Linked DNA regions of Homo sapiens: all the other regions are linked to region 1. A link is a contact called in ENCODE Hi-C or POLR2A ChIA-PET data. All regions are on one chromosome and are shown on one strand. The core of a region is the stretch at or near the end of the contact, and the rest is flanking DNA. Distances in the headings are between cores, read along the strand shown.

Region 1 (2,741 bases), core at 133-2,632:
TTAAACCATGAAATGAATACTGGACAACTGGACCACATGGAGAACAGCTTTTTTGTCACTCGTCTTCCAGTACCACTCTCTCATATACTTAAGTATAATAAAGGTCAGAATCTGATGCTTAACATTGGAAATGAACGCAAACTGCCGCCCTCATTATCATAAACAGTATTTATCTTGGAACTGAAGCCTCAATTTGATCATTAAAGCAACTGTATTTTTCTCAAAAGTAAGTGTTATTTGCAAGACAACATTTTATAAGAGTAATACAAACAGATCTCAAGTATGATGGCGTTATTCTGCTTGAAACTACTTTTTGAGGTTATTTCCTAAAGCAGGAGTAATTTTATGATTTTGTTTGTCTCATCCAACATTTGTCTAAAGGGATTTGGATTTGGTAAGGTTGTTGGTGTTTTTAAAAATTCTTCATTGAATCTTTTTTTAAAAAAATTATTTCCTTGTTTCCAGTAGGGTCGGATCTTCATTTAATCTAAATGTCCTGGGGCTCAACTAGATTTGTGTTTTCTCTCCCCACCTCGTATTTTGTACACCTGAATTCATTTTAAACACACTAACTTTAATTTTCAAGAATATTACAATGTTATTAGTAAAAGGAAACTAAGTCGTACAAGTATGGTATCCGTGTCCCGACCTCCATCTCCACCCCCACCTACCAAAAAATGAACCAACCAGGAAAATCGAAAGCTGACTATGCTTCAAGGTTACAGGACCTGTAAGTTACAGCAGAGTGAAAAAATCCAAGTCCCTTATGCTGGCTGTATTTAGTTTTGTAAACACTAAATGGCGAGGGCAAAGCACTCTTTCAGAAATTGGGAAAACGCATCTGACCATCTGGCAGGTAGAAGGAACCGGAGAAGGGGGCTCACCGCCAAACACAAACTCCCATACAGCCAGCAGCCGGCAACCCTTCTGCGCAAAGTTAAAACTTTCCAACAGCAGTAGCAACAAGCCATAGGGGAGGAGACCGGAAGAGCCCAAAGGCACCAATGGCCAAATTGCTTCCAAAGTCGCTTCGCCGATGATTCACCGCCTCTCACGAGGCAAACGAGCCACGAACACAGCCTTGGGCCCAAGGTGATGCGCGCCGCTCTTGAGTCCCTCAGATGCCAAACGCAAAAAAAAGCCTTCTCCTCTAAAGACACGGAAATGCACCGAGTCCGGCTCTGCCTCACCCCCAAATCCTTCCGGTCCCCCAACTCGGCAGCCAAAATCGAAAACTACTCTCGTCTCAGCGCCCCCGCTGTTGATTACCTGCCATTCCGCACGGGCGCCTGCGCCCCGGCCGCTGTCGCCGACTTCGGACGGCATCCCGAGACTACCCTTCTCAAGGCCGTATGACCAGTCCGAGCTGCCATGATAGACTCTCCGAAGCCGGTCGTCACCTCCCGGACCAGCCCTGCAGCACCGCCCTCCTCTGGTCGGGCCCGGAGCCCGGCTCCGGTCTCTTCCAGCCAATGGACTGGCCGCCTGCGCAGCCTGACACGCCCCTTCTTCCCTTCCGGGTTGCACGTCGCTGACACACGCTGACCGTAAACGTTCCCGTCAGCCTGTCGGCCAATCGGAGCTGCGGGCCCGCCAGGACACACCTCTCTCTCCTGACCGACCAATCGCTTTTCCCGTGCGCTCGCGCAATTTGCGTAATACTCAGTGACTGCTCAGTCCACGCCCCGCGCAGGAGCTGTTCCTGGATTAACCAACTGCCTGGTTCTCCTGGGGTCCGCTTCCGGGAGGCTAGTCAGTGAGCCCCACCCCCCCGGGGGCTGCGGGAAGCCCCAGGGCTTGAGTGTTAATTCTGTAACTGTCCGAACCCGTGAGTGCGGAGCCAGACAGGCCACCACTCCTGGCTGCGAAGCCTGGCTGTCAGCGTCCTGCTTGTTAATGATTGTCTAATACAATGCCTGCCTTGCCTATCTCACGGGGTAATTGTGAGGGCAACATAAGGTCCTGTCATTAGGAAAGACTCAGTTATCCAGCAGCAGTTCCGTCTGCCTTCTTCCTGCGTGTCCCACATTTTAATTGGTGTTCTCGTATGATTTGGGTTTCCCTTATTCCATACTAATCAGACGACTTCGCTTTGATTTACTTGTTTTGGTGATCAGTCATCAAGTCCAGACTTCTTGTTCCCTCAGTTTGTTTTCAGGTCTTTACTTAAGGTTTGTGCACCAATAGTTTTCCTGCAAACTGTAAAGTGAGGATGACAATACTACCTATTTAATATAGTTTGGGTGTAAATGAGATTGTTGATTAAATGTAGTCAGATATTTGTGTGGCACCTACTAGATGCTGGAGAAGTGAGCAAAAGTCTTCACTGTCACAGAGCTTATATCCTAGTGGGGGAAAGAAACCAATTAGTATATAGTGCAATGGCAGCTTGTTATATGTCCCATAGACTAAACAGTACAGCAGGGTAAGGAGATGAAGAGGGAGGAATATGGTAGGGTGCTGTTTTATATAGGGTGGTTAGGAGGGGCTCTAAGAGGATGACACTGAACAAAGGCCTAAAATGAAGTGAGGAAGTGAACTCTGATTACTTGGGAGAAAATGGGCCGGGCGCGGTGGCTCACGCCTGTAATCCCAGCACTTTGGGAGGCCGAGGCGGGCGGATCACGAGGTCAGGAGATCGAGACCATCCTGGCTAACACGGTGAAACCCCGTCTCTACTAAAAATACAAAAAATTAGCCGGGCGAGGTGGCGGGCGCCTGTAGTCCCAGCTACTCAGGAG
Region 2 (2,741 bases), core at 173-2,672, 3.8 Mb before region 1:
CTAGGCCCCAGCATCTCATTCCAGAGTCCCATTCTACCACTGTATTACATGTCACAATTAAACTGTAAATACATTCCATCTCATCACAATCATTCCAGTAATATTCTAGCAGCATCCTAGCTCTTGCAGTGATAACTAAAAAGCAAAACATGCATTTGCCATCGGAAGCAGAAACCTGCATCTCATCCGAAGCTTGAGAGAACCTGAAAGCCACTCGCTCTCAGGCCCAAACCCCTAACCGGCAGGTAGTATTGCCACTCCCTCCAATCCAGGCTGGCTGCCTCAGACTGCGGGCTGCCCCGGAACCTGACAGACATCCATTCTGCACGCACATGATGTCCATAACAGGGCGCTGCAGCCACGGCATTCAAACAACCCAGCAAAGGTGTCCAAACCTCAGCAAAACATATAATCCCATCATTTTCAAACAGAATGAAACTTGCAACTTCACCTGTAAATTCTTAACCCCACAAGTGCAGGTCTCTGATTGTGTCTATCTAGTCTTCCCATTATATTGTTTTTTGAACTGTTCTGTATCTTTTTAATTTTTTTTTTTTTTTTTTTTTGAGACGGAGTTTCGCTCTTGTTGCCCAGGCTGGAGTGCAGTGGCACGATCTCGGCTCACCACAACTTCCACCTCCCAGGTTCAAGCGATTCTCCTGCCTCAGCCTCCCGAGTAGCTGGGATTACAGGCATGCGCCATCATGCCCGGCTAATTTTGTATTTTTAGTAGAGACGGGGTTTCTTCATGTTGGTCAAGCTGGTCTCAAACTCCCGACCTCAGGTGAACCACCGCCTCGACCTCCCAAAGTGCTGGGATGACAGGCGAGAGCCACCACGCCCAGTCTTTTTTAATTTCTTTAAAAAATAAATAATTGAATTAGTAGGACCACATGGGTGTGTTTGTGTGTATGTGTGTGTGCGTTTATGTTGGCAAGTGTGTATGTTGGTGGGTATGTGTGTTGGTGGGAGGATAGCTGTAGCAGCAAAGTCAGTAGAGATTTAAATTTTGGCTTCTATTATTTCACAAGTTTGACTGGGATCAGGATGAGGCCTTTATACAAGTAGTTAAACTTGCAGCATTTCAGAAGCTCCTAGGACTTCATCAGTCTAAGCTAGAATGGCCTTCAGATCTGGAAACTGCACGGCCCTCGGCAAGGCTCTCAGAGGGACTGCTACCTCTTACACTAACTTCATGGTTTCCCCATCCACACTCACATACGAGGATCACCTCCATGGCCCCAGGGCCACCCGATCTCACTCTCAGCAGCCTAGAAAACTCCAGAATCAAAGGCCTTCCTCCCAAAAGGCCCCTCTGACCTTAACAAAGAGGCAAATCCTTACCTTACTCTCACGATGGTAGCACCTTCGTCACAGGCCTATCCACTACCATCTGAGCATCTAAGACAAGAGCAAACGTCTAATGAAGGACGGAAGGGCACAGCCAGCCAGCTCTACTTCCTGTTTCGAAACTCCTGAGTCACAAACACTAGAGGGGAAAGAGCGCTTACCACTTGCCCCTGAGTGAGCAGAGTGCCTTCTAAAGCTTCTAAAGCTGCAGGAAAAAGGCCTGGTGGTCCAGGAGACCGCACGCAGGGCACCTGGCCACCTGAGCACTGGCCCCTGGCTGTGACTTTGGATGGGCCATTTTACCTTTGGGGCCTCATTTCCACATTCCAAAACAAGGACGTTGGACTGGATTGTAACTAAGAACACTTTCATTTCATATTTAGGATTTAAAGATTTTTCTGGGTTCATCATTAAGACTTTAATTTTTTCATTCAATGAATCTTGATGGAGCACCTCAGAGAGGTCTTGAGATTGGACACTGCAGAGCCCTCTCATCTTGGTTCTCAGGGTGGCTGTGAACTTTCAGAGCTAAAGCCCCTGGTTTAGCCAAGGAGCATCTCTGTGGCCCCAAGGTCACCAGATTCCACCCTCAGCAGCCTAAAATACTCTAAAATTAAAAAAAAAAAAAAACTCTAAAAAGAAAAAACTCTAAAATGAAAAACCTCTAAAAAGAAAAAACTCTGAAATAAAAAAATTCTAAAATGAAAAAAATCTAAAAAGAAAAAACTCTAAAATGCAAAAACTCTTTGGTAAGATGGTAAGTCCATCTTACCAAAGGTGATCCTTGTATATGAGTGTAGCTGAGGAAACCATGAAGTTAGCTGAAAGCTGGGTTTACCATCTTATCAAAGAAGCAAATCCTGGGGCCCTCACCATGTTGGGCTCTAGGGATATACCAGTAAACAAAATATTGCCTTCATACTGAGAGTTAGATGAAATGTTTTCTGATATTAAAAGTAGGAAAAGAAAATCAAACACCTCTCTTCTTTGAAACTGCCTTTTGTCTTTCCCCAAATAGAATATAAGCTTTCAGAGGGTAGGGACTCATAGCTGAGAAGACTGAACGAAGTATCTGAAAAGGACTCTTCACCAGAGAGGGCTAGGTCAAGATGGCCTCATAATATCAATGCCTGGATGGCCACCGTGGCTCATGCATGTAATCCTAGCACTTTGAGAGGCCAAGGTGGGAGGATCCCTTGAGCATAGGAGTTTGAGACCAGCCTGGGCAACAAAATGAGACACCATCTCTATGAAGAAAAATTTTTTAATTAGCCAGGTGTGGTAGCACGCGCCTGTGGTCCCAGCTAATCTGAAGGCTGAGATGGGAAAATTGCTTGATCCCAGGATGTTGAGGCTGCAGTGAGCCGTGATTGCACCACTGCACTGCAGCC
Region 3 (2,741 bases), core at 1-2,500, 3.4 Mb before region 1:
AAAGATAATGCTGTCAACCCCATTCTTAAACTTACCACTTATAAACACTTTTTGAAGAAAAACATTTCATAGTATGCACAATAAGAAAGCATAGCCAACTGTAAATTTGATGAAATATCCATAAGTCAATTATTCCAAAAGCAATTTTTCAACATTTCTATTTAATGAGATGAAGATGCTTGTTTAACACATTATTTGAAGTGATACAGGGTCTCCAAAAACCACTCGAGGTCTTGGAAGTTTGTTTTTGTTTTTTTCTTTTTGACACAGGGTTTCACTAGGCGCCTAGGCTGGAGTGCAGTGGCGTGATCTCAGCTCACTGCAGCCTCGACTTCCTGAGCTCAAGCAGATCCTCCCACCTCAGCCTCCTGAGCAGCTGGGACTACAGGCGCTAAACACCACACCTGGCTAATTTTTGTATTTTTAGTAGAGATGGGGATTCGCCATGTTGCCCAGGCTGGTCTCAAACTCCTGCGCTCAAGTGATCCACCTGCCTCGGCCTCCAAGAGTACCGGGATTACAGGGGTGAGCCACTGCGTCCGGCCTTGAAAGATCTTCTAATGGTCCTCATAGTACTCCATTCTCCAGCATTTTCTACATCTGGCAAGCTCGAAAGTGAAACCCTAGTGGGCCATCATGCAGGTTTTGAGTTATTTACTGTTACAGATGAGGAAACTGCGAAGCTACATGGCCACAGTCAACAACGACAACAGAAGGCAACATAGTATGGCGGTTAAGAGCACCGACTCTGAAGCCAGCCTGAATCCTAGAGCCAGAGCTGTGCAACAGCAGGTAAATGACTTATCCTGTGCAGTTTCCTCCTTAATGGAAATAGTGCCCAGGCCACAATATCGCGAGATTTACACGTAAAGCTGGAAACAACTCCCGTCCTAGAGTAAGCACTGTTTACTATTAAGCAGCATCAGTAGGGCCCCTTTGCAACCTGCAAACCGCTCCCTCGACGTTACCTCATCTATGCCTCATTTCAGTGCCACTTCAGGCCTTTTCCAGGACAGTGAAAAACCACGAGACACAGCCAGTTAAGTCTGAGTCAGGACCCCTGTCCCACTAGTGCGCTGTGCTCTGGTGCGGCAGGGCAGTTTTCTGACCCAATCTCCTCTTCTGCTGTCCTCTGCAGCACCAAGATAACAATCACAGCCGGCCCCAACCGGCACCTACCGCGAAGGTCACAACTACACTCGCGGGTTTTTAAATCGCCCACTACTCACCAGTCCCGGAAACTTCTCTGCGTCACTTCCGGTCCCGCGTCGGCGCTCCGGATGCTGTGGCACTTGGCTCCCCGTAGCGGGAGAGCTGGGCGGAAGTGGTCCTTTCCGTTTGGCAGCCGAGTGTAAAGCATTGCTTGAGGTTGCCCAGGTAGTTTCGCCTTACACTTCTTGTCCCAGTGCAATTATTAGTAGAGCTCCCTTTCACTGTCAAATTTCCGGTTGGGGATAAATTGCATTGTCGTTTTGGTTTGAGATAGGAAGATGAGGGGAGGAAGGAGGTGAGGCGGTAAGGGGCGTTCTCTCTCTTGGGTCCCGCGCCCAACTTCCGCTGGCCCAAAGAAACTATAATTTTGAACCAACAGACCTCTGCTGGCATCTGCGATTGCATTTTTCCTGTTTTAACAACGGCTGTGCTAGACGAAGTGGTGAAGCCCAAGTATGGAGTAACGTCATTAATTCTTTCATTCACTTATTCGAATGCTTGCTGAGTTCTGTGTTGCTACTGGTTTAGTTCTTGGGATACTGCGAGTGAACAGTGGGCGGCGAGGCTGTTGTTGCAACGTCAGAGTAAAAGAAGGACCCTGCACGGCGGCCTCCCAGCACTTCGGGAGGCCGAGGCGGGCGGATCACCTGAAGTCAGGAGTTCGAGACCAGCCTGGCCAACACGGCGAAACCCCGTCTCTACTAAAAATACAAAAATTAGTCGTGCATGGTAGCGCGCGCCTGTAGTCCCACCTACTCGGGAGGCTGAGACACGACAATCACTTGAACCCGGGAGGCGGAGGCGGAGGTTGCAGTGAGCCGAGATCCTGCCGCACTGCACTCCAGCCTGGCGACATAGCGAGACTCCGTCTCAAAATGAAAAAAAAAGAGAAGTTCATAGTATATTAGTGATAAGTGCTGTGGTGGAAAAAAAAAAGTTCATAGTATATTAGTATAAGTGCTGTGGTGAAAAAAAAAAAAAGCGAATTTCATAGTATATTAGTGATAAGTGCTGTGGGAGAAGGAAATAGGAATGTCCTAGGGCTGAAGGGCTAAAGCAGTTCTGTGTAGGATTGTCAGGTCAGTTAAACTTGACATTTAAGCAGAAATTTGGAGGTGAGGAAATTAGCCGTAGAGATGTCTGAGTATAAGAATTCCAGGCAAAAGGGACACCCAATGCCTGGACCCTAAGGGAAGGTATCTGGGTTATTGGGGGACTTGCAAGGAGGCTCTTGAAGAAGAGCAAGCCGGGCAAGTAGGAGATTGGGAGGCTTGAATCGGGTAGGATATCTTCTATAGCCGGGTTTTTATTACCTAGGGGATGCCATTAGAGGATTTTTTTTTTTTTTTTTTTTGACGGAGTCTCGCGCTGTCACCCAGGCTGGAGTGCAGTGGCGCGATCTCAGCTCACTGCAGCCTCCGCCTCCTGGGTTCAAGTGATTCTCCTGCCGCAGCCTGCTGAGTAGCTAGGACTACAGGCGCCTGCCACCACACCCGGCTAATTTTTGTGTTTTTAGTAGAGACGGGGTT

Evidence for each region. A loop is a pair of places that touch in the nucleus more often than their neighbours do. ChIA-PET counts read pairs that join two places held with the same protein, here RNA polymerase II (POLR2A). Pooled maps may share reads with other maps.
Region 2: a loop to region 1 is called in a pooled map, with 12 times the contacts of the local background. The contact joins the promoter of CASP8 here to the promoter of COQ10B in region 1. A Hi-C loop is called at or near these places in 1 of 168 maps with a recorded cell type or tissue (naive thymus-derived CD4-positive, alpha-beta T cell) and 7 of 50 pooled maps. POLR2A ChIA-PET finds 5 or more read pairs at or near these places in 1 of 52 experiments (activated naive CD8-positive, alpha-beta T cell).
Region 3: a map of naive thymus-derived CD4-positive, alpha-beta T cell shows a loop between it and region 1 (7-fold over the local background). The contact joins the promoter of NIF3L1 here to the promoter of COQ10B in region 1. A Hi-C loop is called at or near these places in 1 of 168 maps with a recorded cell type or tissue (naive thymus-derived CD4-positive, alpha-beta T cell) and 7 of 50 pooled maps. POLR2A ChIA-PET finds 5 or more read pairs at or near these places in 1 of 52 experiments (OCI-LY7).

The regions. Positions count from the first base shown.
Region 1 is chr2:197,452,193-197,454,933 of GRCh38, reverse strand. It overlaps COQ10B (coenzyme Q10B), which reads right to left and starts at 1,382. Exons shown (of 5, transcript NM_025147.5): 1 at 1,270-1,382. The coding sequence starts at 1,373. RefSeq lists enhancers at 860-909, 1,110-1,159, 1,180-1,659, 1,104-1,720, 1,780-1,849 and 1 more.
Region 2 is chr2:201,259,217-201,261,957 of GRCh38, reverse strand. It overlaps CASP8 (caspase 8), which reads right to left and starts at 1,422. Exons shown (of 9, transcript NM_001372051.1): 1 at 1,345-1,422.
Region 3 is chr2:200,887,880-200,890,620 of GRCh38, reverse strand. NIF3L1 (NGG1 interacting factor 3 like 1) reads right to left here and starts at 1,250. Exons shown (of 7, transcript NM_001369441.2): 1 at 969-1,250. It overlaps PPIL3 (peptidylprolyl isomerase like 3), which reads left to right and starts at 1,544. Exons shown (of 7, transcript NM_130906.3): 1 at 1,544-1,665. RefSeq lists enhancers at 467-716, 975-1,719, 1,607-1,856, 709-1,908, 1,977-2,026 and 1 more.